Linked DNA regions of Homo sapiens: region 2 is linked to region 1. Evidence: read pairs that join two places in POLR2A ChIA-PET (ENCODE). Cell type or tissue: B cell. All regions are shown on one strand. Each heading gives the region's core, and the rest is flanking DNA. Links, peaks and the distances in the headings are about the cores only.

Region 1 (14,323 bases), core at 1,993-9,992:
ATCAGTCAGTACACCATCAGTCACATCACTCAGTACACCATCAGTCAGTACACCATCAGTCACATCACTCAGTACACCATCAGTCACATCACTCAGTACACCATCAGTCAGTACACCATCAGTCACATCAGTCCGTACACCATCAGTCACATCAGTCAGTACACCATCAGTCACATCACTCAGTACACCATCAGTCAATACACTATCAGTCGCATCACTCAGTACACCATCAGTCACATCACTCGGTATACCATCAGTCACATCACTCAGTACACCATCAGTCACATCAGTCAGTACACCATCAGTCACCACTCAGTACACCATCAGTCACATCAGTCAGTACACCATCAGTCACATCACTCAGTACACCATCAGTCACATCAGTCAGTACACCATCAGTCATATCAGTCAGTACACCAGTACACCATCAGTCACATCAGTCAGTACACCATCAGTCACATCAGTCAGTACACCATCAGTCAGTACACCATCAGTCACATCACTCAGTACACCATCAGTCACATCAGTCAGTACACCATCAGTCATATCAGTCAGTACACCATCAGTCAGTACACCATCAGTCACATCACTCAGTACACCATCAGTTCAGATGGATCAGGAGTCCATGCCACATAGTCTTTTGAATACATGAAAGTTTTAGTGTTACGCGATGCAGTCTGTATTCTGTACCTTTCTTTGACCCAGAGTATTCCTGAGATTCTTCCCCATCGATTGCAGCTCTAGGTAATTGATTTTCATTGTTTGATCATCTACATAGCTGTATACAGTAGCTTCGTCTGACTCATACTGCGTTGAGCCCTGGGGAGCTTCTAGCATTTGCTGTTAGGGACAGTGCTTTTGTGCACATCTTGTCCATGTGTCTGGGGCACACATGCCAGCACCTACGTGTGAAGTTGCAGTGGCTGTTGCTTGGTACGTGCAAATGTCCAGTTCTGCAGGATAACGCAGACGTCTGCATATTGATACATATCGATTTTTCCAAGGTGGTTATGTAGATTTCCATTCCCCCCTGCAGTGCAGCCAAGTTTTGTGTAACCCACATCATCCTCAGCCTCACAACACTGTTTTCAGCAGGGCAGAGGGTGAAAAAGGCAGAAATAAAACTGCTGTTACTGGCATGTGATGTGATGTAATTTCCTAAATAGGGATCTCAGAACAGATTAGAGAGTTGAGCAAATTTAAGATCAAAATATAAAATCAATTCATTTTGTTAAACCAACAATTTAATTGGTTACAAAATGTAATTTAAAACATAATGCTTACAGTAGCAAAAAGGTATCTGGGGTAAATTTTAAGACAGATAAGATCTGCATGCAGAAAATATATAAACTTTATTGAAGGACATTTAAGGAAGATTTGCTTAATTCTCCTCTATGTTCAGAGAAAGGAAGATGCCAGGTGTCAGGTCTCCCAAAGTTGCTCTTAACATTCAATGACGTTCCCATCGACATCCAGCCACTTCTCTTTCCTGACAAGGTGACTAGAATTCACTGAGAAGAGTGCAAGTCCAGGATTAATTAAAACACTTGTGAAGAAGAGGGCCATTTGCCCTGCAAACACCAGCACTTACTATAAAGCTGTCGTGATGATACTTTGTGTGGTTCTGGCCACGAGAAGGGCTTAGAAGGAGGACAGCCTAGAACACTGAGCACACCGGGCCTCAGGGGTTTCTAAGTATTTATCATTCTCTGTTAAGAGGAGTCCTGAGTGCTTGGAGAAGCAGCTGATTCCAGGGCTGGGGCAGAAAGAAAGAAGGTGAATCTGGAACACATGGCAGGCATTTGTTATGAGGTACGGGAAAAAGTTTGAAAGGTGATCTGTTGCCTAAATTTGGGACAGTGAAAACTCCAAAATGAGTATTAAGAAGAAGGAACTGTGACTCATTGGAGTGGAGAAAGGGAATTTGGGAATCCGTAATGCTGCATCTAGAGAGAGAAAAGAATTCACAAATCCGTAATAAGGTTGAGTATCTGAAACACCCAAAGTCGGGAACTTTATGAGTGCTAACATGATGCTCAAAGGAGATGCTAATGGGGGCAGTTTGGATTTTCAGATTAGGGATGCTCGACTGTGACGCAGAATGCAACTATTCCCAAATCTGAAAGTAGATGTGTATTTGCATATATATAATATATATATATACACATATGTTCAGGTTTATATATACATTTATGTTTTTTATATAAATATATACATATATATAAAAGACCGAAACATAAATACACATATATATGTATATGCCTCATGCCTTTAACTTTTTTTTTTTTTTTTTTTGAGACGGTCTCATTCTGTCACCCAGGCTGGAGTGCAGTGGTGCAATCACGGCTCACTGCAGTCTCGACTTCCTGGGCCTAAGCCATCCTCCCACCTTAGCCTCCCGAGTAGCTGGGACTGTAGACACACAGCACCATGCCTAGCTAATTTTTAAAATTTTTTTGTAGAGACGGGGGTCTCAGTATGTTTTCTTTCTGGTCTCAAACTTGGACTTAAGTGATCCTCCCACTTCCACCTCCAACGTGCTGGAATTATAGGCCTGAGCCTGGCCAGTTAAAAAACTTTTCGACGGTGGAATACAGTCGAAATCTGTAGTAACGTTTCATGGCTTTCCCTGCTGATGTGAACATCCGGGTCTGTTCAGTTAACCTCTTACTCCAGGTTTGTTTTCCACTTTGGATGCCGGACATTGAGAATGTCACGCATGCTGTGCTCTTCCACATTCTGCAGGCTCCTCCTCAGCTCTCTTCTGGGATGAGGTTGGGTTCCATGGATCTGTTCAGTCTGGCGTTTGTGCTTATGCTCCCAGCAGTGCAGGGGGCAGCCCAGGGCGCCCTCTCACGGCTCCTTCCCGCCCTCAGGCACAGCTGTCACTGGCTGGCACGGCTGTCAGTCATTGGCCGGGCCCAGTGTTGTGGAAACCACCCTGTGATGTGTGAGGGTGTGTGTTTTGTTCTTTCCCTTAGTTACTTAAGGTGTGAGGGCGAATCAGGCCCCTATTACTGTTTTTGTTAGAAGTAGAAGTAACTTTAACACTTTAAAAAAAAACAATAGCATCTCTTTTTGACGCTGAGGGCAGAAACTATTTTTTTAATGTAAGATACTGAAAGCACTCATAAAGCAAAAGATTAAGGCATTCATATTCATGAAAAGTCTTTTCATCAAGAAACTCCAGAAGAAAATAAAAAACATGCCATTAACTGAGAGATACTTGCCTCACAAAAAACCTGCAGTGGTTTAGTATCTAGAAGTTATAAAGAACTACTATGAATAGGAAAAAGATACCATGATAGAAAAACTTAGCCAAAAAAAAAAATACATGCCTTCAGAGGAGAGGCGATACATGTGGCCAGTAAAATGAGCTGGGCATGGTGGCGCCCACCTGTAGTCCTACCTACTCAGGAGGCTGAGGCAGGAGAATTGCTTGAATCCAGGAGGCGGAGGTTGCCGTGAGCCGAGATGGTGCCACTGCACTCCAGCCTGGGTGACAGCGAGACCTCGTCTCAAAACAATAAAATAATGAAACAATTTTTTAAATGAATTGAATTTCCCTAGTGGTACCAAAACTTGCTTTAAGACTAAACTAAAAATCTGTCTTGCCATGGAAGGACATAAAAGGTTTATCCAGGCCGTTCACAAGCCGTATGTGTGTAGAGCCATGTGTATAGTTGCGGATCCAGTGCTGTGAAAACATACCGAAGAGACATGTTCTTGTGGATATGAGAAAAAAAAATAGGACCAAAGGACGTATTTTGGGGGTGGCATTTTGAGAAACCCACCTGTTGCTGCAGCATTTGAATTTGACTGTGGCGTGAGGCTGCGGTGCACATTCCTGTGCATGTTTTTACCAGCATGTGTTTTCCATCTCTCTGAGAATCTTCTTGTGGTCGTTGACTTTTCATACGTAACGTCTTGGGTGAAGTGTCCAGGTCTTTCACCCATTTTTTCTAAAATGGATTTTTTTTTTTTTTTTTGACAGGGTCTTGCTCTGTGGCCCAGGCTGGAGCACAGTGGTGCCATCACGGCTCACTGCAGCCTCCATTTCCTGGGCTCAAGTGATCCTCTTGCCTCAGCCTCCCAAGTAGCTGGGACCACAGAAGCGTGCCACCACACCCACCTAATTTCCAGAATTTTTTGTAGAGACAAGGGTCTCCCTTTGTTATCCAGGCTGGTCTCGAACTTCTGAGCTCAAGCAGTCCTCCCGTTTCAGCCTCCCAAAGTGCTAGGATTACAGGCATGAGCCACTGCACCTGGCCCGTGTGCCTTTATAGTGTTGATTATGCCTTCAGCACTGATACTATGCAGCCATCTTTAAATTCTTCCTGTTGGATTTATTGTGTCTTTATTTTCACTTCCCTGATTTGTATATTTCAATCCTGGGTTACTGTGTAAATCCCCAAAAAGTTTTCATTGCTTTTGCTTTTCTCTTATCCAGTCAAATACTTCTACCAACATCGGAGTAATTGAACATATTTTCTTCTCTCACCTAACCCACGGTAGCTGCTTTCTCTCCTCCCATCTCCTGTGTGACGTTTCTGGCGGGCTCTGCTGCTCCTTTATGCCTGAGCTCTTTTCTTTCCCACATCGTGGCTGCTTTCTGTGTCTCCTGCCCCCCTGCCCTAGAAGACGGGAGTCGGGGAGGTGGGGCTTCGATCCCCTCCTTGTCCCCCTTACAGCTCCTGTCTGCTTGGCCCTCATCCAACGTCTGCCTCAGGCCATTTGCTAATAGATGGGGCCTAATCTCGAGGATGGGTCCCTGAGGAGCGGCGTTGCCGGGGTCTTCTACCTCCACCACCCCTCCCCCGTTCAGGATTGTCACCATGACCCCTTGGTGTGCACAGTGCAGACTTAGTGTGGAGCTGAGGCAGGGCCTGGACTGAAACACTGTGTCTGATTTCCTTGCCTAGTGGGCATCCCCACCATCAGATGGTGCGGGGCAGAGGGGGACTACAACGTCATGGTGATGGAGCTGCTGGGGCCAAGCCTGGAGGACCTCTTCAACTTCTGCTCCAGGAAATTCAGCCTCAAAACCGTCCTGCTGCTTGCTGACCAAATGGTAAGGACTGTTTCCTGACAGTTGGCACACACTTGCTGTCTGATAGAATCAGCCACTCGCTTGTGCTGTTCTTGCCATTATTATGGCCATTAATTCACAGAGGAAATGGAAATTTGCTGAGCCTCAGCCTTGAGGCTGCAGTGGCTCAGCTCACTGGCTTCTCGAGGCTCCGGTGGCTCCGCTCACTGGCTTCTCGAGGCTCCGGCGGCCCAGCTCACTGGCTTCTCGAGGCTCCGGCGGCCCAGCTCACTGGCTTCTCGAGGCTCCGGCGGCCCAGCTCACTGGCTTCTGGAGGCTCCGACGGCTCAGCTCACTGGCTTCTCGAGGCTCCGGCGGCCCAGCTCACTGGCTTCTCGAGGCTCCGGCGGCTCAGCTCACTGGCTTCTCGAGGCTCCGACGGCTCAGCTCACTGGCTTCTCGAGGCTCCGGCGGCTCAGCTGACTGGCTTCTGGAGGCTCCGGCGGCTCAGCTCACTGGCTTGTCGAGGCTCCGATGGCTCAGCTCACTGGCTTCTGGAGGCCCCGGCGGCTCAGCTGACTGGCTTCTCGAGGCCCCCGGCGGCTCAGCACACTGGCTTCTCGAGGCCCCGGCGGCTCAGCTGACTGGCTTCTCGAGGCCCCGGCGGCTCAGCTGACTGGCTTCTCGAGGCTCCGGTGGCTCACCGCACTGGCTTCTCGAGGCTCCGGCGGCTCAGCTCACTGGCTTCTCGAGGCTCCGGCGGCTCAGCTCACTGGCGTCTCGAGGCTCCGGCGGCTCAGCTGACTGGCTTCTGGAGGCTCCGGCGGCTCAGCTCACTGGCTTCTCGAGGCTCCGGCGGCTCAGCTCACTGGCTTCTCGAGGCTCCGGCGGCTCAGCTCACTGGCGTCTCGAGGCTCCGGCGGCTCAGCTGACTGGCTTCTGGAGGCTCCGGCGGCTCAGCTCACTGGCTTCTCGAGGCTCCGGCGGCTCAGCGCACTGGCTTCTCCAGGCTCCGGCGGCTCAGCTGACTGGCTTCTCGAGGCTCCGGCGGCTCAGCTGACTGGCTTCTCGAGGCCCCGGCGGCTCAGCTGACTGGCTTCTCGAGGCCCCGGCGGCTCAGCGCACTGGCTTCTCGAGGCCCCGGCGGCTCAGCTGACTGGCTTCTCGAGGCTCCGGCGGCTCAGCGCACTGCACTGGCTTCTCGAGGCTCCGGCGGCTCAGCGCACTGCACTGGCTTCTCGAGGCTCCGGCGGCTCAGCTCACTGGCTTCACAAGGCTCCGGCGGCTCAGCTCACTGGCTTCTCGAGGCTCCGGCGGCTCAGCTCACTGGCTTCTCGAGGCTCCGACGGCTCAGCTCACTGGCGTCTCGAGGCTCCGGCGGCTCAGCTCACTGGCTTCACGAGGCTCCGGCGGCTCAGCTGACTGGCTTCTCGAGGCTCCGGCGGCTCAGCTGACTGGCTTCTCGAGGCTCCGGCGGCTCAGCTCACTGGCTTCTGGAGGCTCCGGCGGCTCAGCTCACTGGCTTCTCGAGGCTCCGGCGGCTCAGCTCACTGGCTTCTCGAGGCTCCGGCGGCTCAGCTCACTGGCTTCACGAGGCTCCGGCGGCTCAGCTGACTGGCTTCTCGAGGCTCCGGCGGCTCAGCTCACTGGCTTCTCGAGGCTCCGGCGGCTCAGCTCACTGGCTTCTCGAGGCTCCGGCGGCTCAGTTCACTGGCTTCTCGAGGCTTCTGGAGGCTTCGGTGGCTCAGCTCACTGGCTTCTCGAGGCTCTGGTGGCTCAGCTCACTGGCTTGGAGGCCACCTTCTCGGTACCAGCATAGCACGTTTCCATTCAGTGGGTTCCTCAGTCTCTCAGGAACACACGTGATTCCTAAGCACCTCCGTGCAGTTTCTCTGCTAATCCTGGTGTGTAGTCTGTGCAGAGAACAGTGCTGGGAGAGACCGATGTCTAGTGGCGGGTTGTCCCCTCTCTGTCGCCTCACCTCTCTGTTTTGTGGGAGCTGAAGGCAAAGCGCCTAGGCCTGTGGAGGGTGGAGTGTGGAGGGTTGCTGCAGGCACCTGGGGGAACAATTTGGTCAGTTCGGCATCCCCCTCGCTAATTGTTAAACTACCCTGCTGTGGCTGAGGGGCAGGAACAATGCAGCCACTGATGTAGTGTCCCACAGTTGAGCGGTCCCTCCCTGAGACTGCCCTGGGGTGCCATCTCGCGCCCTTGCTCTGCTCACAGATCAGTCGCATCGAATACATTCATTCAAAGAACTTCATCCACCGGGATGTGAAGCCAGACAACTTCCTCATGGGCCTGGGGAAGAAGGGCAACCTGGTGTACATCATCGACTTCGGGCTGGCCAAGAAGTACCGGGATGCACGCACCCACCAGCACATCCCCTATCGTGAGAACAAGAACCTCACGGGGACGGCGCGGTACGCCTCCATCAACACGCACCTTGGAATTGGTGAGCCCCTGGGCATGGGGTCACTGACCTGGGGTGCCTTTGGGCGCGTCCATGCCTCAGCCCAGGGAGAGGCCAGCCTCTCGGGGAGCTGGGGCTGCAAGCGTGTCATCAGACCTTTGCGGCAGACAGGCTGGCTCGTGACTGCCAGGTGTATGGGGGCAGGCGGATGCTGGGACATTTCTGAGTCACCTGTGATGTGTTTGGGAATTTCCTTAGTATGCATGAGGGGCAGCTCTGGGTGAGAGTGATCTGGGCATGTGTGTCCGAGGTTCGTCTCCACTGGAAGTGCCAGCTGGAGTGATCTGGGCATGTGTGTCTGAGGCTAGTCTCCACTGGAACGGCCAGCCGGGTCTTTTGCTTTGACGTGAGCACGCAAGTGCCGTTCTTCACGCCTTTCCCTTTTCTTTTCAGAACAATCCCGAAGAGATGACTTGGAGTCTCTGGGCTACGTGCTAATGTACTTCAACCTGGGCTCTCTCCCCTGGCAGGGGCTGAAGGCTGCCACCAAGAGACAGAAATACGAAAGGATTAGCGAGAAGAAAATGTCCACCCCCATCGAAGTGTTGTGTAAAGGCTACCCTTGTAAGTCTCTGGAGGCCTCTTCTCAGCGGAGCTGCTCACAGGGGTTGCATATGTGTCGGGTGTGCCGAGACGGCTCAGTCTGGGTTTTGTCAGAAGAGTTGCTCACCTTCCAAAGGGGTGGTGGCAGGAAAGCGGGGCGCTTTTGTGTATGGAGGTAACAGCCTGCCCTCCTGTTCATCTTGACTTACTTGCCAAGTGCCCATCAGCGTGGGGAGTACTTGGAGGCCCTGGAGAGATGGCAGGCAAGGCAGGCCCGAGCCTCAGGGCCCCAAGTGGCTGGAAAGGGATGGACAGGCAGTGGTGGGGCCTCTCTCTGCAGTGGCTGCCCTCTCTGGCCCCCTCCAGGAGCTCGGGAGATTTCCTTTGCATTTGTAGGATTGCCCCAGGATACACACCTCAAATGAAACTAAATTGTGCTTTATGACTTCTTTTTTTTTTTTAAGACACAGTCTCACTCTGTCGCCAAGGCTAGAGTGCAGTGGCGTGATCTCGGCTCACTGCAAGCTCCGCCTCCCGGGTTCATACCATTCTCCTGCGTCAGCCTCCCCGGTAGCTGGGACTACAGGCGCCCGCCACCACGCTCTAGAACTTTTTTTTTTTTTTTTTCAGTAGAGATGGGGTTTCACTGTGTTAGCCAGGATGGTCTTGATCTCCTGACCTCGTGATCCGCCCTCCTCAGCCTCCTAGAGTGCTGGGGTGACAGGCGTGAGCCGCCGCACCCGGCCGTGACTTGAATACTTTTCGATGCTTTCTCAAGGCTTCAGGTCTTAGAAATCTGACAGGTGTTTTGCATCTGTCCTTCTCCCCTTGAGTGTGCAGCAGCAGGAGGTAGACAGCGACGTTGGCAGAGACACCTTGAGTCGCAGTTGGGTTTCATGAGTTAGCTTTGAGTTTCTTGTTTTGTAGCCGAATTTGCCACATACCTGAATTTCTGCCGTTCCTTGCGTTTTGACGACAAGCCTGACTACTCGTACCTGCGGCAGCTTTTCCGGAATCTGTTCCATCGCCAGGGCTTCTCCTATGACTACGTGTTCGACTGGAACATGCTCAAATTTGTAAGTCGCACTGCCAGCACGTTCGCTGAGTGTGGTGTGCGGGGGATGGCTTGTCAGTGAGAGGCCGGCGGCCGTCTTGTTGAGGGGCTGTACCATATAGGGAGTGTCTCTGGTTGTGAAGGGCAAGTGTGTAGTGGGCAGGACCTGGACTGAGTGGGTGTCTGCCTGCCAGAAAGGGGTGCCAAGAAGTAAGACGCCATTAGGGAACGCAGAGGGGTCCATGGAATTCCTGGGTGTGGACAGCAGGAGGCCCCTTCCCTCCCTGTCACCAAGCGGAGCTAGGGCCCAGAGCATGCCCTGGGGGCAGAGGGTGGGGGCTGGGGGTGCGCATTCCCATTCGCTGTGCCACATGGTCGTGGTGCCCACGAGATGAGTGGGGTTGGGGCCTGGTGAGGTGCTACCCGTCTAGCCTGACTGACCCTGTCATGAGCTGATTTTCCCTGTGGCTTTCTTGATGCGGTGTGAGTATGCAGTGGAGCCTCTAAAACAGGCAGCCCAGCCCTGGGTCCATGTCTGAGCTGAATTACTTTTCAGACACCGCTGTCAGAAATGAAGCTCCTGTGGAACTGTTGTGTTCCTTCATTAAAAACTTACTGTTTTGTTGTCAGTTTTAAATAGAATTTGGAGCTTTTCCAGGCAGCAGTCTGATGGAGGAGCAGAACTGCCTCTTGGGAGGGTACAAAAACGGCAGCCTTGTCCAGTAGTCGTGCAGGGGCCAGGGAGGGGCGGGGTCTCCAGATGCTGGGAGGGGTGCACTCTGTTCATCTTGACTTACTTGCCAAGTGCCCATCAGCGTGGGGAGTACTTGGAGGCCCCGGAGAGATGGCAGGCGAGGCAGGCCCGAGCCTCGGGGCCCAGGTGCCGGGAGGGGTGCACTCGGCAGGGCAGATCAGTCCCTCTGCCGGGGCTGTGCTGCCTCGGGAGGAATCAGAGCGACCCTCCTGCGGCATTAGAGTCACCCGGCCCTCAGAGCAGGCTAGGCCAGCGTTTTCCGTAAATGGCAGCATGAGGAGTCTGGGCGGTGCTGGCCGCACGGTGCTGCAGCCGCAGGTGTGTCGGTCTGTGTGTTGCCTGGTGAACGTGGCTGTGTCCAATGAGCTGTACTTGCAGGAAGAAGTGGCACCTGGGTTTGGCCCCGGGGCTGTAGTTTGCAGGCCCCTGCCGCACAGCATTGGCAGTTAGAATCTGCTTTTTCATAGGTTGCTGTCTCGGCTTAAAATCTGACCTCCCCACCCCCGTGCATCTGGATAGTGCAGCACAGATCCGGCTGCCGGCTGCTGGCCACGCCACCACACCTGCACAGGCTGTTGGAGGCTGCAGGGTCCGGACCCTGAGTGTACTCCTCGTCCGACCAAACGCTCTCATCCCCACCCCGCTTTCCTCCCCAGCTGTCACCATTTGGGGCCTGTCTTTGGCCTCCGATGGTTCCTGTCCCTCTCCTCTTTCTGCACGTGTTAGTGAGCATGTTCACAGAGCAGCAGGGGGTAGCTGCTGCCCATTTGGAAGTTTAAGGAAGTTCTGAGCCCACAGGGAGATGCCATGGCGAGTGGGGTTTTTTCGATTGTTGGGGGAGCTGAGAGGCCTGGCTCTGACCCCTTGTGGGGATGATGCTGTCATCCCATGAGGAGAAACGTGCAGCCTGTGGGGGGCTTTGCAGGCAGTCTCGTCCCAGTGCCCTTTGGTAGGTATTTTCTCACGTGGCCGGGGCAGCCTAGGACCTAGGGTTGCTTTCTGCCAAAGCTGGTTCCATTCCGGCCTCACCTCCTGCCTCCTCAGGGTGCCAGCCGGGCCGCCGATGACGCCGAGCGGGAGCGCAGGGACCGAGAGGAGCGGCTGAGACACTCGCGGAACCCGGCTACCCGCGGCCTCCCTTCCACAGCCTCCGGCCGCCTGCGGGGGACGCAGGAAGTGGCTCCCCCCACACCCCTCACCCCTACCTCACACACGGGTGAGTGCCCCCCTCCCAGCGCTCTGGGGCTGGCTCTGGGGTGACTTCTTGTGTCTTGGGGTTGGTGGGGACAACAGGGTACTTGGTGGTGGACACTAAGTGCCCTGTGTCAGGCGATGCTCGCTCCTGAGGGTGGATGAGCCAGGCTGCCCAGGCGCCTTTAGAAATGCCGGCACCTGCTGGTGTGCGTGATTCCTCCCGCATCTCACGTTCCTCCCCTGTGAGCCCCTTGACCTCGCTCCCATGTCCCTTTGTGTCCCTCCGGCCGGATCTGAGTGTTGGTGGCCATCGGCCACAGCCAGGTCCTGACTGTCCAGGCAGCCCAGGGTCCTCTCTGGCCACAGCCTCTCATAGAAAGCCCCGAGTGAGAGGCAGCAGACGGGGGCGGCCCACTCCGTTTCTCTCCCTGTCCTCAGCTAACACCTCCCCCCGGCCCGTCTCCGGCATGGAGAGAGAGCGGAAAGTGAGTATGCGGCTGCACCGCGGGGCCCCCGTCAACATCTCCTCGTCCGACCTCACAGGCCGACAAGATACCTCTCGCATGTCCACCTCACAGGTAGGTGCAGAGCTCCCGGGCGGGCGCTGGGCCTCGGGCTACCCCGTCCGAGTCAAGAGCGGGCTGTGGTTTCTCCAGGGCTTCTTCTTTCCTTTCTTCCCCCCATTTTTGAGAGTTTTTAATCTCGCCAGGGTGTGGCGTCTTGGTTGCAGATGAGGCTTCTCGGGAGGGCCTGGGAGACATGCTGGGCCGTCATGGGGCTTGTCTCCTGGTTGCAGGTGGCCAGTCTCAGGTCTCAGGTCCCTGAGGCCAGCAAACCGTGGGGGCTTTCTCCTGCTGTTTGAGTGCCCCGCTGCCCGCAGCCGTCCCCAGGCAGCTGACACCGCTCGCCTGCTTGCGCCCCATTGTGGGTGCCCCCAGCCCGAGGGAGCCTTCCTCATTCTTCCTCATTCTTGCCACTGGCCAGGGATGGAGGCCCGTAGGGACCTCCACGGGCTTCTTGTGAGACCCTCCCTGGTGGCATGCCCTGCAACGAGGCTTTCCTTCTTTTGACGGCCTCACCTGTCTTCCCTTGGACGAGAAGTACCCTGTTGCGCAGCCCAGGCCTAGCCACGGCCACCGCCTCTTCAGCATCCTGCAGCGGTCTCTCCTCTCCTCGCTCTGGCTTTTGTTGTCTTTTGCGTTTGCTAACGTGCTCTTTGAACTAGAACAGCTTTCTCCATATGGATCCATTATATTTCTTCAAATAGTTTTCTGGGTTGTTCGCCAACAGGGGCAGGGTTAGTGGGGCAGGGCTGTTTCACCAGCAGGCATCCTGGGGGGTGCCCAGATCCCCCACGGGTCTTCCGGATGAGCAGGAACTCAGTTCAGAAATGCCCTGGAGCCTGGCTCTGGGCTTGTGGGGAGGTGTTTGTTGGGATCACAGGATGGAGCCAGGCCTGCTGCCGTGAGCGGGGCTGGGTGTAGCTGGCTAGCCAGGAACATGCCGGAGTGGGGAGCACTCTTGACCACTTGCCGTCTTTTAATGATTGGGGTTTTACTGCACGTTTCTAATTCACTAATAATTTCACTAGAAACAGACCTTTTTGTATAACTTCTTCCCAAAGAGACCAAAGATGCAGGGATTTTGGCTTCGTGGTTATTTTGACTTTGTGGTTATATGAATTGGGCTCGAGGGGTCTGGGCTGCGTCACGAGAATGGGTCCCTTACGTGCACACAACCCTGCTGTCACCTCCAGACACAGCACAGAAAGGGTTTAACTGGCTTCTTTCCACGAGCCTGGCACTTGCGCATCAGTTCCTGTGAGCAGTTCCCGGGAGGGTCTGCCCGTGCCCTCGTGTCTTGATGTGCGGCTGGCTCTGTAGCCCCTGAACCATGGTACAGGAGCCCAGAGTGCTCCCCATGCTGGGTGCTGACCGGACTTGGACAGCCTCGCCCCAGCGCTTGGCTGACAAAGACTAGGGAAGGGGCCTGAGTGCTTTTTGTTTCTTTTAAAGAAAGTAAAGTGTCCAGTGGTTTGGGATCTTTGTGGGCAGTGAAGGTGTCCTGAGCGTGCTGAGTAGCCACAGCCCTGAGTCCAGCTGCCTTTTCTCGGTACACGGCCTTGGCGGCACCTGGGTGTGGCTGTTGTAGCCACCAGCCCCCAAGGTGGCCGTGAGCAGTGTCTCCTTCCATGGTGAGCTGTGGCAGGAACCCGCAGCTGGCTCTTAGGCCCTCGTTTTCCATATGAGGAAATACAACGTGGGCTCTAACAGCAGGGAGGAGTCTCCAGAGAGAGCTGGTTTGGGGGTGTGTTCTCTCCAAAAGAAGCCTCTTGGCCTCTGCTCCTGGACACCCTGGGGGGCCTTCCTGAGAGGCATGTTGAGGGCTCCCCACCTCCAGGGCGGGCCCCCTCCTTTGTCACCATCTCACAGGAAGGCTTTGGCCGTGTGTCCTTCCTGCCAGACTCTGCCAGCACCAGCACACGTGGTGGCTGTGAGCAGCAGCTCCCGTTTTGAATCCCAAGGGGGAATACAGGAGGCTCAATTGCTCTGAGCGCCTCACCTGTTTGCTCGGGTGAGCTGGAGACACAGTCACCGTGGGCAGTGACTCATCCCCGGCCAGTCTTCCTCCTCGGGCCGTCGCTCTTCCCTGTTCTTTCTGCTCCTCTCAGGAGACCTTGCGCCCTGTGGAGATGGGAGGAGGCAGCAGGAAGGTCTCCCAGGGCTTGCTGGCCGTGGCTGGGTGTGGATGGGTGGAAGACCACGTGGCAGCCTGCCTGTAGGTCACAGAGGCCCCCATAGTTGTAGGGCCCCGCCCCAGCCCGGACTCCGCCTGGGTCTGTTCCCTCTTCGCCCCCTCTCTTTTCGGGCTGTTGGTGTTCGGCCAGGGCTCTTTGGCTACAGTAGCCTGGGCCCTAAAGGCCATCTAGTTGCTGAGTCTGTTTGGGGTTTTTACTTGGTGAGAAGAAGGCCTTGTCATTCCAACAGTCGATGACTCGCTTTGATCAACTCCTGCCCAGGACTAGGCCTGAGCCCTGTCGTCGTACCGGCGAGGATGTGCGTCTCCCCTGCCTTCAGGCTGTGCCCTGAGACCCAGTTGTGGGGCTGCCCAGCACCTGCCATCCTGCTGGGATCAGGTTTTCTTAGTGCTTGAGAAGACTCAGGAGGGCCTGTCCCATGCCATTGTTGGCCTTAAGAGCAAGTGATTCCAGAAGAGGAGTGGGCACCACTCTCATCCAGAGGCCCGTCCTGAGAGGCAAGTGAGGCTGTGCTCTGT
Region 2 (16,446 bases), core at 8,447-16,446, 340 kb before region 1:
TGAGTTGTCCATGCTGGCTGCCAGCCAGAAGCCTGTCATCTGTGTAAGATGTTTCAGATGGTGAGTCTGACGACGCTTCTGGGGCATGCGAGCTGAGGGCTAATTATCTCCTAATCTCTCTCGGGTATGTGGAAAAAACAGGCAAGGATCTGGCCAGATACTGTGGAAAAGGGTGTCCTCCTGACCTTGATAGCAGAGTGTAACTCCAGAAAATCAGCATTTTTCTACCTCAGTTTCAGTATTTGCACAAGGGACTTGAACTTATGTCTCACATTATTTTTACCATTATCAGCATATACGACAGCTGCCTATCCTTTTTTTTTTTGAGACAGGGTCTCACTCCAGGCTGGAGTGTGGTGATGCAATCTCAGCTCACTGCAACCTCTGTCTCCTGGATTCACGTGATCCTCCCACCTCAGCCTCCTGAGTAGCCGGGACTACAGGCGTGCACCACCACGCCCGGCTAATTTTTGTTATTGTTTTGTAGAGACGGTGTCTGTGTTCTCCAGGCTGGTCTTGAACACCTGGCCTGAAGCAGTCCTCCCACCTCAGCCTCCCAAAGTATTGGGATTACAGGTGTGAGCCACCGTGCCCAGCCGTGCTTCTTTTTTTCTTTTTTTTTTTGGCTCTGTCACCCAGGCTGGAGTGCCGGGGTGCAATCAAGGCTCACTGCAGCCTCGCCCTCCTGGGCTCAAGTGATCCTTCTGCTCCAGTTTCCCAAATAGCTAGGACCATAGGCATGCACCACCATGCCTGGCTAATTTCTTTATGTTTTGTTTGTTTGTTTTTGAAACGGAGTTTCGCTTTGTCTCCCAGGCTGGAGTGCAGTGGCTCAACCTCGGCTCACTGCAACTTCCACCTCCCGGGTTCAAGAAATTCTCCTGCCTCCACCTCTCAAGTAGCTGGGATTACAGGTGTGCACCACCACGCCCGGCTAATTTTTTGTATTTTTAGAAGAGATGGGGTTTCACCATGTTGGCCAGGCTGGTCCCAAACTCCTGACCTCAGGTGATCCGCCTGCCTCTGCCTCCCAAAGTGCTGGGATTACAGGTGTGGGCTACTGCACTCAGCCTACCTAGCTAATTCTTAATTTTATGATTTTGTTTTAGAGGTGGGGGTCACCCTGTGTTGTTGCCCAGTTTCGTCTCAAACTCCTGGGCGGAGCTGGGCATGGTGGCTCACGCCTGTAATGCCAGCACTTTGGGAAGCCGAGGTGGGCGGATGACCCGAGGTCAGGAGTTCGGGACTAGCCTGACCGACATGGAGAAACCCCGTCTCTACTAAAAAAATACAAAATGAGCCGGGCGTGGTGGTGCATGACTGCAATCCCAGCTACTTGGGAAGCTGAGGCAGGAGAAGTCGATCGAACCCAGGGGGCGCAGGTTGCAGTGAGCCGAGATTGCGCCATTGCACTCCAGCCTGGGCAACACGAGCGAAACTCCCATCTCAAAAAAAAAAACAAAAAAAACACAAAACACACACACAAAAAAAACTCCTGGGCGGAAGCGATCCTCCTGCCTTGCTCTCCCAAACTGTTACAGGCGGAGTCACCACGCCTGGCCTTAATTTCCTTTTTGATTGTTTATTGCTGGTGCATATAAATACAACTTATTTTTATCTTGATCTCGTACACTACCACACTGCTGAATTCATGTGTCAGGCTCTAGTAGGTTGAGTGTGTGTGTATTCTGTGGAAGTTTCTACACATAATCATTCCATCTGCAAGGAGAGTTTTCACCCCTTCCAATGTAGATGCCTGCGTTTCTTGGTCAATGGCTCTAGCTAAGACTTCCAGTACAGTGCTGACCAGCAGTAGTGAAGGCAGGTATTCTTGTTCCTGATCTGAAAGGAAAAGCTTTCAGTCTTTTACTGCTGAGTATGTATACGGTTAGCTCTGGGTCTCTTTGCATTTTTCCTGCTTGGATTTCGTTGAGCTTATTGGATGTGTAGATTCATGTCTTTATCAGATCAGGGAAGTTTTCATTGATTATTTCCTGAAGTGTGTCTTCTTCTCTTTCTCTGCTTCTGAAATTTCATAATGCTTATGTTGTTATGCTCGATGGTATCCCATAGGCCCCTTATTGTTCACTTTCCCTGCATTCTTCTTCTCTGCTGCTTAGACTGGGTAATTTCACTGACCTACCTTCAAGTTCACGGCTGCTTTCTGATGCCTGCTGAAATCCAAATTCCTTTAGTGAATTTCTTATGTTAGCTATTTTACTTTTCAGGCCTAGACTTTCTTTTTAGTCTCTTTTTATAATTTCTATTTTCTGCTATTTCCAAATGTTTCACACTGTTCATATTTCTTTCTTTTTGGGGCAGAGGGAGGGGCAGTGTCTGGCTCTACTGTTCAGGCTAAACTGCAGTGGTGTGATCACGGTGTACTGAGGCCTTAACTTCCCAGGTTCAAGCAATCTTCCCACCTGAACCTTCGGAGTAGCTGGGACCTCAGACACATGCCACCATGCCTAGCTGATTTTTTTTTTTTTTTGGTAGAGACAGAGTCCCACTATGTTGCCCAGCCTGGTCTTGAGCTCTTGGGCTCAAGCTGTCTCCCCATTTTAGCCTCCCAAAGTGCTGAGACTGTAGGCGTGAGCCACCACACCTGGCTTTGTTCTTATTTTACTTCTTTGTCCTGGTTCCCTTCAGCCCCTTGAGCATATTTAAGACAAAGTGTTTGTCTAGTAAGTCCAATTTCCAGGCTTCTTCAAGGATGGTTTCTGTCACTATGTCCCCTGCCCCAACCTCATGAATGGCTCATTGTTCTTATTCCTTTGTGTGTTTCGTTCTGTTCTGTTTTGAGACAGAGTTTCACTCTTGTCACCCAGGCTGGAGTGCAATGGCGAGGTCTCGGCTCACTGCAACCTCTGCCTCCTGGCTTCAAAGTGATTCTCCTGCCTCAGCCTCCTGAGTAGCTGGGATCACAGATGCGTGCCATCACACCTGGCTAGTTTTTGTATTTTTGGTAGAGATGGGGTTTCACCTTCTTGGCCAGGCTGGTCTTCAACTCCTGACCTCAGGTAATCCACCCACCTTGGCCTCCGAAAGTGCTGGGATTTCAGGCGTGAGCCACCACACCCAGCCTGTTTTCTATTTTTTTTTTTTTTTTTTTAATTAGAAGTGGCCAAGCATGGTGGCTCATGCTTGTAATCCCAGTACTTTGGGAGGCCAAGGCAGGAGAATAGCTTGAGTCCAGGAGTTCGAGACCATCCTGGGCAACATAGCAAGACCCGTCTCTACAAATAAAAAAAAGTTTTATTTTTTCCCCTCAATTTTGATTTCTTTTTTCAATTTTGTTGCCTGCTTGCTTTACATTTACTTTGTTGTTGTTGTTTTTGAGACGGAGTCTCGCTCTGTCACCCAGGCTGGAGTGCAGTGGTGCGATCTCAGCTCACTGCAAGCTACGCCTCCCGGGTTCACGCCATTCTCCTGCCTCAGCCTCCCAAGTAGCTGGGACTACAGGCACCCGCCACCACGCCCGGCTAATTTTTTGTATTTTTAGTAGAGACGGGGTTTCACCGTGTTAGCCAGGATGGTCTCGATCTCCTGACCTCGTGATCTGCCCACCTCGGCCTCCCCAAGTGCTGGGATTACGGGCGTGAGCCACTGCGCCCGGCCTCAGAATGCAATTTTTTTAATCTTTATTTTTGAATATTTGCAGTGTACTTTCCATTTCAGCATCCTTGTTTGTCTGTTTTTTGAGACAAGGTCTCACTCCCATTGCCCAAGCTGGAGTGTGGTGGTGCAGTCACGGCTCAGTCCAGTTTCAGCTTCCTGGGTTCAGGCGATCCTCCCGCCTGGGCCTCCTGAGTGGCTGGGACTACAGGTGCACACCACCACACTTGGTTTATTTTTAGTAGAGACAGGATTTTGCCAAGTTGCCTAGGCTGGTCTCCAACTCCTGGGCTCAAGTGAGCCTCCCACTTCGACCCCCCAAAGTGTTGGGATGAGACACTGTGCCCCGCCCTGCATTCCTAATTCAAAAATTTGAAGTCCAAAATGCTCCAATGAATATTTCCTTTGAGCATCGTGTCAACACTCAAAGTTTCGGATTTTAGATTACTGAGTTTTCAGATTAGGAATACTCAACCTGGATAAGTCAGTTTTCTTTGGCTGCTTTCCAGGTTAAAAAAAAAATGTCTTTTCTTTAGTTTATTGCCTCAACATGGTTTTCCTTGAGATGATCTTATTGGAATTCACTCACCTTCGTGAATCTTTAAAGTATTTATTAAAAAAAAAAAAAAAATATATATATATATATATACACACACACACATATATAGGCCAGGCGCGGTGGCTCACGCCTGTAATCACAGCACTTGGGGAGGCCGAGGCGGGCGGATCATGAGGTCAGGAGATCAAGACCATCCTGGCTAAGACGGTGAAACCCCGTCTCTACTAAAAATACAAAAAATTAGCCGGGCGTGGTGGTGGGTGCCTGTAGTCCCAGCTACTCCGGAGGCTGAGGCAGGAGAATCGCTTGAACCTGGGAGGCAGAGCTTGCAGTGAGCCGAGATCGTGCCACTGCACTCCAGCCTGGGCAACAGAGCGAGACTCCGTCTCAAAAAAATAAATAAATAAAAATAAATTAAAAAAATATATATATATGTATTTTTTTTTTTAAATGAGACAGTCTCGCTGTCGCCCAGGCTGGAGTGCAGTGGCGCAATCTGCGCTCACTGCAACCTCCGCCTCCTGGGCTCAAGCGATTCTCCTGCCTCAGTCTCCCGAGTAGCTGAGATTACAGGTGTGTGCCACCATGCCCGGCTAATTTTTGTATTTTTAGTAGAGATGCGGTTTCACCATGTAGGCCGGGCTGGTCTTGATCTCCTGACCTCGTGATCCACCCACCTCGGCCGCCCAAAGTGCTGGGATTACAGTCATGAGCCACCGCGCCCACCCGGACTAAAATATTTCTTTAAAAAAAATTGTATACGTTGTTTCTCTGTTTTATAGGAATCTAGTGACATACACAGTAGACCCTTCAATCTTGTCCTACAAGTCCCAGTTCATTTTTGTTTCCAAATGTTTTTCTGTTTATTCACTGAATTTTTTCATTTCTTTGATTCAAGAGCATTTGCCCTTATTTCACAGAGCATGGTTATAATAACTGTTCTTTATCTGATATTCCCAATATTTGGGTCATGTGAGAGTTGGCATTCGGTCTTTTCACTTTAGGGCAGAGATTTTTCTGGCTCTTTTTACGTTTAGTAATTTTGTATTCTAGACATTCGGCATACCTTGAGACTCCCAAGTCCATGAAACCCTCTGCAGGATGCTGAGTTGTGTCTCAGCAGGCAAGTAACCCAGTTATGTTCTGATTGCATGTGCCAGCCTGCCTCCTGGAGCTGTGACTCTGGTGTCAGGCTAGTCTTCCAAGTCTGTGTCGTGCTGTTCACCCAGGGGCCAGTCTACACAGGAGTTGAGCTCAAATAGCCTTTGCTGTTTTCCCCACGTCAGTGCCATTCATGTGGAGCTTTAGGGGGTCTCTTAACTCCTCTGCTGTGTCCTTTGACTTAAAAGCCCAGGTTTCAGCCTCTCTGTGCTGTTCCCATTCCTATGACTAGGTCCAGCTTGGGGCCAAAGTGGAGCAGGGATTTCCCTCATGCTCTTTGGACTACAGGGGCCTGTTTTCCAATTCCTCTCGTCAGCGTGAAGGGTTCTGTGGGAGTCGCCAGCGTGAAGGGCTCTGTGGGAGTCGCCAGTGTCTGCAGGGCTGCTGCTTGCAGGAGTTTCCCACGACCGTCTCTGCCCAGGATGAGAGGGAAGCGGGCTTCTCTTGGAGATTTTAATGTTCATCCCTAATGTGCAGTTCGGATAGACCGCCCCCGACTAGGCCCAGCAACGGACTAGGCTCAGCAATGGGAGGGGAAAACCCAGGAAAAACCCATCACACCGGTCCTTGTTCTGGCTCTAGTCTGCCTGCTGTTCTGTATTATATACGACTGACTTTCCATAGGACTGAGATAGTTGCTCTGTTTGTTAGGTCCACAGTTAGTCATAACCCCTAGGAGACACAGGTGGAGGAGTCCACTGGAATCTTTGTAGCCAGTTTAGTCATCAGAGGTCACTTGAGACCCACTCTGAATTGTAATTTTGTGTTGCTGTGGACATAGCTCAGAAAGGGGGCAACAAACAGTGACAATTTCCCAGCACCCATCAACGCAGCCCGGGTGCACTGCAGACGCAGACCTGGCAGAAACAAATTACAAATGACTGCTTCACTTTGCTGGAAGAGGCAGTCTCGCAGGGCGTGATAAACAGTTCTTTTATGCCAGTATGAACTGTTTTAAATTAGGGGATCAGTGTAAGGAATAAAACAAACACTCCGTTATGAACTCTCTGTCCGTGAACATCATTTAGCTCCCAAAGGCCTCTGTGTCATTTTCAGCACGGTTTCTTCCCTCTGCTACCCTGGGGTGAGTACTGATAATGTCATCACGATTCCAGACATTAGCGATCCACACCAGATTTTCAGGGCCTGAAGATCAAAGTGTTCCTGTGTGGGAACTTGAATACCCAAGTACCTCTTCAGAAGAGCTGCTTTTTCTTTTTTTCTGAGACGGAGTCTCGCTCTGCCGCCCAGGCTGGAGTGCAGTGGCGCAATCTCGGCTCACTGCAAACTCCACCTCCCAGGTTCACGCCATTCTCCTGCCTCAGCCTCCCGAGTAGCTGGGACTACAAGCGCCCGCCACTGCGCCCGGCTAATTTTTTTTGTATTTTTAGTAGAGATGGGATTTCACCATGTTAGCCAGGATGTTCTCAATCTCCTGACCTCATGATCTGCCCGTCTCGGCCTCCCAAAGTGCTGGGATGACAGGCATGAGCCACCGCGCCGGCCAAGAGCTGCTTTTTCATTTTCTGAGAAAATGTCCCTCAAGATGCTTTGCAGTGATCTTCATTCTCAGGTTGGAGAGAAAGTCTGCAGAAGAAATAGTGGCAGCCACAATCTCCAAGTAACTTTAAAACTCCGACATCATAGATCAATCAATCAAGACCCTGTTACCACTGCCTGTGACACGGCGCCTTTTCTACCTGCACGCTCAACCCGCTGTCCCACTGGCAGGGCCTGCAGTGCTGGTCCTCAGTGCAGCTCCCTGGTTAAGTTCTTGCCAATGCGCTAGGCCTCCGGTGTGCTCAGAAGAGAGCATGAAGTAAAAAGTCAGTCAATCAAAATGAAAATGATACTCTGCATTCCATTAAAATTAATAAAAATATTTTATTGAATTTCAGGAACTTGGTACTTTTTTAAAACTTCAAATCTTTGCACACAAATCACCACTATACTTTCTAGAATAGTGGAAGTTAGGACTTCAAGATTGTCACTTATCTCCTTGTGTCACACAGCACAGAAACCCCAAGTCCTCACACTGCCCCCACCCCCCTTCTGGCCATGACTACCAACTACTCTGTTATTCTAGCGGAGGACAATGACGGAAGTGGGTAGACGACTGAAGGAGATCAGCTGTCCACCGCGTACTCTACTAAAGTGAGAGGAGGAGCAACCGAGGATCATGCCGCACACACTCTGAGTGCACCACGTGACGTGGGTCATACGGGAGTTCCCTTTTGTTTTCTCGTTTGGTTCAGGGCAAAGCTACTGAAATTGTTCCTAGTCCCTGAGGAGCTCAGAAGTTGGGCAAAGGTCACAGCAGACTTCCTGAAAAGCAGACACTGAGGAACACAGTGGAGAGCGGGAGTTCACAGCGACGCAGCTGAGGACGACGCAGGACCTCTCCCAAAGGTGCTGCAGCTCCAGCACCAGGGGCCAGGGCTGCGGCGACAGCAGCTCAGCAACCCTTGCTGTGCTCAAGTTCTTGGGGATTCAGAGCTAAGTTCAAAATTTAGAAACAGTGCCTTAAAGACGGGCAAGAAAACCCGGTGTGGGAGTCTGCTCATCTATGGTTTGTTACTGCTCTCGCTTCGATATTCTTAAATTCCTAGGTACCAATGAAAAAGCCAAGTGAACGTGGCAGAGTGAGGAGGAGACAGGAGCGTGTGCACCTTCCATCTGTGAGAGGCACACTTCAGTCTGGGTTCAAGATGCAGAATGGTGCCTACGGCAAAAAAAAAAAAAAAAAACACCCTCCTCCCTTCTTTACCATTTGAATGGACATTTTCCTTACCTGTGATCCCAACAGAAACAGATCCAGACCTATCATGTGAAGTCCACGTTCCAGGATCAGAAGTAACCAGTTTATGGACTGAGCTTACACGGGAAAGTCTACCCCCGACTCCTTCTGGATAGTAACATACACAGCTGCATAAAAACGTCTCCAAGGGGACATACGATGCATTTGCTTGGTGTCCCAGCCAAGCTCCCCACCGGCGACCTCACTGTTCCTTAGAGCTCAAGAGCTCGTCTCCTATCAATCAGAGAACCCCATCAGCTGTGACCAACAGAGCTGGAGCCCTCTGTGGAGGGAGCTGACCCCACACACAGGACAGAGCAGAATCCTGATTATTTTACAAACTGCAAACCTTCTGAGTAAGAAGACAAAAATATACATTCCAAGGTATCTGTAAAGTGCTTGGAAGATGCAGACAGCTGCACCGAGGGGCTCTGATCCATCCACACGCTGCGCTTTGCTGCGGTCACACACACGGTCTCAGTCACGTGATGGTTTTGCTTTTATTTCTTAAACGGCTGAGTGATAATCCAGCTAGTGTGCAGTCATTTCATACCTTTCAATGGGCGTCACCGCAGTGACGCTGCCCCAGCCCCATGCTGAGGGCCGACACAATTCACGGAACAGATTCATCATATTTGGTCTTTATGTAAATAATAAATGTTTTAAAATTGCCTAAATATACCATTCTGAGCCATTTCATCCCTATTTCATCCCACCAGGAAAATACAGGTTTTTTCCTCTCTAAAAAAAAATTAAATACCAAAATAACTACATTTAAATAAATAATGTTATGATGATGACATTTAAAAGCTCAGCCATCAGGCTGACGCCCTCTCCCCATGTGCACGGCCCTCGGCCCTCGGCCGGCACACTCGGGAAGGGCCAGCGGTTTTCTTCCTGAGGAGCCGGGCGAGGAGGTGCAGGGACCTCCCACTCTCATTCCCTCACCCCCGTCCTGTCCTCATTTTCCGTAGAGGAGTCAGCCTCAGGATTGGGTTCGGTTCTGAAAGGTCAGGGACATTTCCTACCACAAAACAGGAAATGCCCCAGACGTGCCCTGCAGGACGTGGCTCGGACCCTGCTCCACCATGGCGGCCGCTCACCGAAGGTGGGGAGTAGACAGCAGGTCAGAGGCCGCCTAGAGCCGGAGGGACACCCCAAATACAAACATACCACGGAGAGACCTGGGATCTGAGTTTCAAAAGGGCCTGTGATAAAAGACTGAATCTTTTTCCAAATGAAGTAGAAATGGTTCTGTCGTTTTAAACATACACAATACTTAGGAGACTTGTTTTACTCAGAGTGGAAAATTTTGCCAGGGACAAAGTCAACACAAAGAAACAAACAACAAAAAATAGCCAGAAAGAGAACAGTTAAGTGCAGCTCGGTGAGTCCCGGCAGTTCCTTCCCGGCACTGGCTCGTCCCTGGGTTCTCAAGGTTCCATGCGGCCACAGCGTCCGTCCACCTGTCCACGCGAGCCACATGCTGAAATGGAGGTGGATAAAATTCATCAGGCAGCTGCTGTAACACGGAAATGTGCAGATGCCAGAGTAGCTTCGTCTGAACTTGAACAAGACAGACAAAAGGAAATCATTCCATAGGCTGAAAACAAAAACAAAACTACGTTGTTTCTTTGCCCCAAATGAAATCCACGGAAAGGGCCTGTGTGATTCTGAAAGTCTCAGTAGAAATGGAGTGATGTGAAATGCCCAAGACCCCATTATTTTGTAAAGAAAGGACACCTCAAAATACTCTAATTCCACATGTCTCCGCTGCCTGGTGGGTCCTGTGAGGGCGGCGGGGATGGCTCCCCCCGCGTCCTGAGGCCTAGTCTTGGGAGACCCACTCACAGCAGGCGCTGGCCGTGCCGTCCTCACACAGCGATGCCTGGTCCTCGCGGGAGGACAGAGTTTCACTCGTAGGTAGAAGCTCAGCCCAGCAGGTGCTCAGTGGAGACACCGTCTCCCAAATCAGGTTTTGTTGTGTGTGGGTTTTGTTCAAGTGTGACTTCTGTCTTTAAGGAGTGTTAAGGCCAGCTGGGTTTTGGGTTTTCAGTGCTGAGAGGTGAAGTCCAACCACAGGGCCCTGCACCCCCGAGTGCTGGCGGGAGGCCGCGTCTCCTTTTGGCACCACAGAGTTGATATCGTTAAAGAAAAGCTCTCCCGGTCGCTAGTTCTGGACACCCTTTTCCCTTACGGCTGCCGGTGGCGTGTCCACGCTCAGGGCAATGACGATGCCCTCGCCGTCTTCTGTCTTGATCCGCTTCAGCTCCGGCTGCTCCGGCTGGTCACCGTTGTGGCGCTTTGTGGGCAGGGAGGCCGATGCGGATGCGTGTGTTGCCAACATGTGCAAAGGACTCGCCGCGGCTGAAATGACACGAGGGAGTCAGAACCCCACGCTCTCACGTGAACCCTCGCGACTCAGAACCCCACGCTCTCACGTGAACCCTCGCGAGTCAGAACCCCACGCTCTCATGTGAACTCTCGCCCTCTAAGGGTCCTGCCACTCCCAGGCCCGCGGAGGCTCCCACAAGACCCCAGGGACTGGCCCACGGTGGCCAAGGGCACAGGAGCCTGGGCTGGGCCCTTGGGACCCCAAAAAACTGCAGCAAGTGAACTGCCTGATTAGCGGACATTTTTATTAACAGCTGGCATCATCTTTGTTATGTCCTATAAATAGGCTATTTTGATGTCACTGCTGGGGGAGAAAGGCTGAGTCCAGTAGTGGTTGAGGCAGACAGGAGATGGCCCTGCTGGCTCGGCGAAGGAGTGGCTGCCGCTCGCTGCTCTCCCTCATGCGGAGGCCCTGCCCTCGCCCCCCCACCACCCGCACAAGATGCTCCTGGACCATTTCCACACAGAAGGGAGCGGGGCTCCATCTGTCCCATAGGAGAGAAGCACCACAGTTTCTCATGGATGCTGCTCACCTGTGTCCTGGGTCAGTCCACAGAGGTGTGTGGGCAGAACAGAGACTGCTGGCTGCTAACGGCTGACCAGGCTGAGTTAATTCCAAAGGCCAAGCTTCCAACTAACATGCGATGGGTAATGTTATGTGCCAGCCTGGCTGAGCCACAGTGCCCAGATTTTGGTCAACCATTAATCTGGATGTTTCTGTATAGTTACTTCTTTAGATGAAATTAACATTTAAATCAGTCAGCTCTGAGTAAATCAGCTGATCGCCATGAGTGGGTGGGCCTCATCCAATCAGGTGAAGGACTAAGAAAAGACTGAGGTCCTCTGAGGGGAGCACTCTGCCCTGGATGGCCTCTGGACTCTTGAGAATCCAGCACTGACTCTTTCCCCGGGGTTCGGTCCACCCTGCAGATGCTGAGCTTGGCAGGCCCCACAACAGAGTGGGCAGATTCCACAGAATCTGTCTCCAGGCCGCCGCCTTGGCTCTGTTTCTCTGGGGCACCCTCACCTACCAGGTGCCATCAGGACCCCACCATCTCCAGCTTCCGGCACAGGCCAGTCCTCCTTGTGGGCGGCGGCATTTCTGGAAGACGCTGTCACCTCCCCAGGGGGCACTTCTTGGTGGGCCCCGTGATGCTCTGAGAAGCAGGTCCTAGGCCCCTAGGCTGCGCACACACCAGCCACTGCACTTCTCTAACCCAAGACCAACTCAGAGCACCCCAGGGTGGGAGCAGGAACACACCCCTGGGAGGCCCCAAAGCAGCTGTGCAGCAACCACTTCAGGCTGTCCCAGGAGGCTCAGAGCAGACACGCCTACAGGGCAGTACCTGAACCCAACCACAAACACAGCACACATGGTACGCTACGCCCTGGTGCCTAGAGATGTGGGAGGGGGACTTGCCCACCTGTCCGTCAAGGGCCAGCCCTCTCAGACCACAGGCCCTGGCGTGGGCAATACCCGCCTCCTACTCGCAGTCCCCTGCAGGGACGCTGGCTGGTCAGAGACCGACCTCCGCCCCCAGGTCTTCCCTAGCGGAGCGGATGTGAGTCCGGCCAGGTGCGTGGTCAGCTCCTCATGGCCAGATAGCCGGGGCAGCCACGAAGAGCGGGAGTCAACACTGGGCTCCGAAGAGACTCAAGCAGCAAACGGGGACCCAGTGACATCGGGTCAGCCGTGAGAGCCCCGTTTTAGAATTCAGGACATAGCCCTGAGGCCACAGAGGTGTGTTCCCTGGAAGCCAAACCCCTGTCAACAGTGTGGATGTGTGACTTTATCGTGTTCCCTTCTCCTTTCCACCTCTGAGCAACAGAAATAGCAGAGGACCAATTTACACATAAAACATGAACAAGAGGCCAGGTGCGGTGGCTCACGCCTGTAATCCCAGCACTTTGGAAGGCTGAGGCGAGAGGATCACCTGAGGTTACGAGTTCAAGACCAGTCTCGAACTGGCCAGCATGGTGAAACACCATCTCTACTAAAAATACAAAAACATTAGCCGGGCAAGGTGGTGGGGGCCTATAGTCCCAACTACTCGGGAGGCTGAGGCAGGAGAATCACTTGAACCCAGGAGGCGGAGGCTGCAGTGAACTGAGATCGTGCCATTGCACTCCAGTCTGGGGGACAAAGAAATTCCGTCTCAAAAAAAAAAAAAAAAAAAAGAAGCTGCTCAGCTTCCAGAAAGCACGGCTGCCACAAAGCAGGAAGCTGGGCTGAGGAAGAGGCTTGGAGCCCAACGAGAGGGCAGGGGAGACTCCAGACCTAGGGGAGGCACGGGAGGCCGCTGAGCCCACCCACGTGACCCGGAGGAGCCGTGTTAGGTCGGCACCCTCTCAGGGAGACCCCCACATTCCCTGACGTCGGTTTCCTGGCGCCTGACGGCAGGGTGGCCCCCACAGAGAGAGGCACACGCACCCAGATGCGAGTCACAGCCAGTGTCTGACAAGCACCAATACCCTGAATGAGATGAGGTCACTGCTATGGTGTGGGCATCTGTCTCCTGAAATGCTGAAACTCACTTGCCCACGCAGCCTAATTAGGAGGTGGCATCTTCAGAAGGTGACTTGACCATGAAGGCTTTGCCCTCACTAACAGCTTAATGCTGTCACCAAGGGACAGGCTCATGATTCCAGGAGTGAGTTCATTCTAAAAGGGTGAATATGCCTTCACCCCATCACCACGTGAGCACACAGGAAGAAGGCCCTTGCCAGCCTCCAGAACTGCAAGCCAATCCGTTTCTGTTCATGCTAAAGTCTTCCATCTTGGGTGTTCTGTTACGGCAGCACAACACGGCTGACTCACCCAACCCAACAGCCTCACCCTCACCAGGGCTCAAGTTGACTGGATGACCCAGAGAATACAAGAGGCGTAGGCCAGGCACAGTGGTCCACGCCTGCAACCCCAAGAGAGGCTGAGGCAGGCGGGTCCCTTGAGGCCAGGAGGCTGAGACCAGCCTGGACAACATAGCAAGACCCCGTCTCTATAAAAAATAAATAATTTTTAAAAGGACATAAAACTAGAAATGACAGACAGGAGGAATAATTTTTAAAAAGACGTAAAACTAGAAACGACAGCTAGACAGAAGGAATAAGTTTAGTGTTCTGCAGCACTGCGAGATGATGGGAGTCAACAATACGGTTTCAAACAGCCAGAAGGTTCCCAACACCTAGAAATGGTCAATGAGATGACGGATGTGCCGATCACGAGTCACATGCTTCTCAACATCACTGTGCACCCCATACACTTGCACAATTATTCTGTGTCAATTAGAGAACAGTAGTGAGAGGCCTGGAGTGAAAAGAAACTGGGAGGCCGGGCGCGGTGGCTCACGCCTGTAATCCCAGCACTTGGGGAGGTCAAGGTGGGCGGATCACCTGAGGTCAGGAGTTTGAGACCAGCCTGGCCAACGTGGTGCAACCCCGTCTCTACTAAAAATACAAAATTAGCCAGGTGTGGTGGCGGGCACCTGTAATCTCAGTTACTCAGGAGGCTGAGGCAGGAGAATTGCTTGAACCCAGGAGGCAGAGGTTGCAGTAAGCCAAGGTCATGCCACTGCATTCCAGCCTGGGCAACAAAAGCAAAACTCTGTCTCAAAAAAAAAAGAAAGAAAAGAAATGGTGACACTTAAATACTCTCATCCACCCAGCCCTGCCCTCACAGAGCCTCTGTCGCGAGGTACTCCGCCACGTGGAGACCCCACATGGAGCCCTGTAACAGCAGAGGGGCTGTGCTAACACGCCCGGCCCTGAAGCAGAGGTCTCAGCAGAGGCTCGGAGGGAGGTGGAGGGCACGCAAGGAAGACTAAAGGCAGCAGAGCCCTGGAGGTGCCGGAGCTGGGGAGGGAGCAGCCATCAGCCCTGCAGCCCCGGGGTGGGCCACAAGAGAGGGCGACCCCTCTCCTCCAGGGCAGAGAAGGAACACACACACGAGTTGGGCACATGCTCCTGATGAGGCCCACACGTGCTCTCTTGGGAAGGCACTGACTCTGTTGATCTAAAGATGCTGAATAAGGCAGAAGGGTCTGTGCAGCGAGCACTGCAAACTCTGGTTTGCACCGAGGACCACATGGTGCCAGGAAGGACCATCCTGGACAAGGAGTGTGATGTATGAGCACCTCGGGCCCACGTGACCTGTGTCGACACGGGTGTGTTACAGGGAGTCACGGCTTAGCGCGTGGGGCCTGGAGGCGACCCTGCCCCTGGGCACACCCAGAGGCGCCGCCGCCTTCACCAGCCCCTGCCCCTCACCGGCTGAACTCGTAGACAGGCTTGCTCTGTGTTCCGTGAGAGCTCTGAGCACAAGGGGCTCTCGCCACGCCTGACAACCCGGGGACTGTAACTTGGAGCAGCACTTCAGCAAGCCCGGGAGGACTACAGGAATTTCCTACCATGAAATGGAACCTGAAGTAGGTGAGAAGATGGGGAGGGGGTGGTCTGTGGAATAAAACAAACGTGAAATCAAGGAGATCGGCAGAGATCAAAGAAAGAGGGGCTCCGCCAGCTCTGCCACACACTCTGGATTCAACACCGTCCCAATCAAGACGCCAGCAGGCTTGGTGTAGGAATCCTACAGTTCACGCGGAAATGCCAAGGACCTAGAATGGCTGAAGCGATTTTTAAAAAGAACAAAGTTGGAGGAGCGACACCTCCTTAGTGGGAGACTTGATGAGGCTGCAGGAGCTGGGCAGGGAGCCCTGCCACACAGACTGCCCGCAGAAAGTGCGTCTGGAAACAGTCCCCACGTGTGCGCGGTCCCGGGGCGTGACGAGGGCACCAGGGCAACCGGTGGGGCAGGCACGTCCTGACGCCACCTCTGAGGCTCCCCCTACACCAAGCTCTGAGGCTCCCCCTACACCAAGCTCTGAGGCTCCCCCTACACCAAGCTCTGAGGGTCCCCCTACACCAAGCATGGAAAACACAGCAGGAACGATGAGAAGGGAACAAGCAGCCACCAAGAATCTGGGCAAGGAACGTGTTCCAGAATTAAGGCGTCAGCGAACAACTGCCCTAGTAACGTGAAAGAAAAAGAAGAAGGGACTCAGGCTACTGAAGGCGAAGCAGGAACTGACCTGCAGTTGGTGTGAGCTGGGCAAACCCCGTGACCACCTCAGATGCTCCTCCCTGCAATCGCGGTCGCAGTCTGTGGCCGCAGGTGTGGCCTCAACCGACTCTAATGTGTCTACAAAAAATGTGCAGACAGCCGGGGCCACTGCGGTAGGCCAGAGATGCACAGACGCGCAGTGTGACTCTGGTTTCCAGTGGCCTTTCTCCTACGCTGACTCGGAACAGCATCCACGCTGTAGGTGTCTCTGGACAACCTTCCACCTGTCGTTTCTCATCCCAGGTTCCGGGCTGCCGGAAAAGGCTTTGCTCTTGTCTCCAGAAGCACCTGCTGGTCTGTCTGGATGGGGCCTGCTGTGTCAACTGAGGCAACTCCAGTCTGAGCTGGCACATGGGGGCCTTCTGAGGCCAAGGGGCCCTGGGGAGAGGAGTGGGAAAGGACCCCAAGTCACAGGAGCCAGGTGCACTTTTAGGGCCCAGGGAATAGTGACACAGGCTTAATAACAGGGACCGACCCCACTGTTAGAGCTTTCAACGAAGAAAAACCGTGACCACATGTATAGCACTCTGTCCTCTCCAGTTCAAACACAAGGAGAAGGCTGGGCGCGGTGGCTCACACCTGTAGTCCCAGCATTTGGGGAGGCAGAGGCGAGAGAATCACTTGAACCTAGGAGTTTGAGACCAGCCTGAGCAGCACGGTAAGACCCCATCTCTACAAAAGAAAAAAAATATTAGCTGGACATGTTTGTACGTGCCTGTAGTCCTGGCTACTCAGGAGGCTGAGGCAGGAGAATCACTTGAGCCCACGAGTTCAAGGCTGCACTGAGCTGTGATCACGCCACTG

Evidence for each region. ChIA-PET counts read pairs that join two places held together with the same protein. Peaks named below come from ENCODE experiments on the same cell type or tissue, not always from the same donor. Only the 100,000 strongest peaks of a DNase experiment are listed, where the experiment ranks them.
Region 2: POLR2A ChIA-PET joins it to region 1 with 6 read pairs; 1 of 35 experiments calls an interaction of 5 or more read pairs at or near these places.

The regions. Positions count from the first base shown.
Region 1 is chr17:82,246,177-82,260,499 of GRCh38, reverse strand. It overlaps CSNK1D (casein kinase 1 delta), which reads left to right. Exons shown (of 9, transcript NM_001893.6): 3 at 4,923-5,071; 4 at 7,256-7,484; 5 at 7,896-8,066; 6 at 8,973-9,121; 7 at 10,898-11,069; 8 at 11,486-11,625. Among named protein-coding and RNA genes, the nearest start is that of MIR6787, 17 kb to the right of the region's middle. RefSeq lists an enhancer at 7,000-8,199. In B cell, for the core only: no CTCF peak of the experiment used is centred there; DNase peaks (open chromatin) are centred at 2,889, 5,039 and 9,197; H3K27ac peaks cover 1,537 bases.
Region 2 is chr17:82,595,356-82,611,801 of GRCh38, reverse strand. It overlaps FOXK2 (forkhead box K2), which reads right to left. Exons shown (of 9, transcript NM_004514.4): 9 at 7,200-10,499. The coding sequence ends at 10,303. Among named protein-coding and RNA genes, the nearest start is that of FOXK2-AS1, 15 kb to the right of the region's middle. RefSeq lists a silencer at 8,671-8,780 and an enhancer at 11,561-11,810. In B cell, for the core only: no CTCF peak of the experiment used is centred there; DNase peaks (open chromatin) are centred at 11,761, 15,351 and 15,621.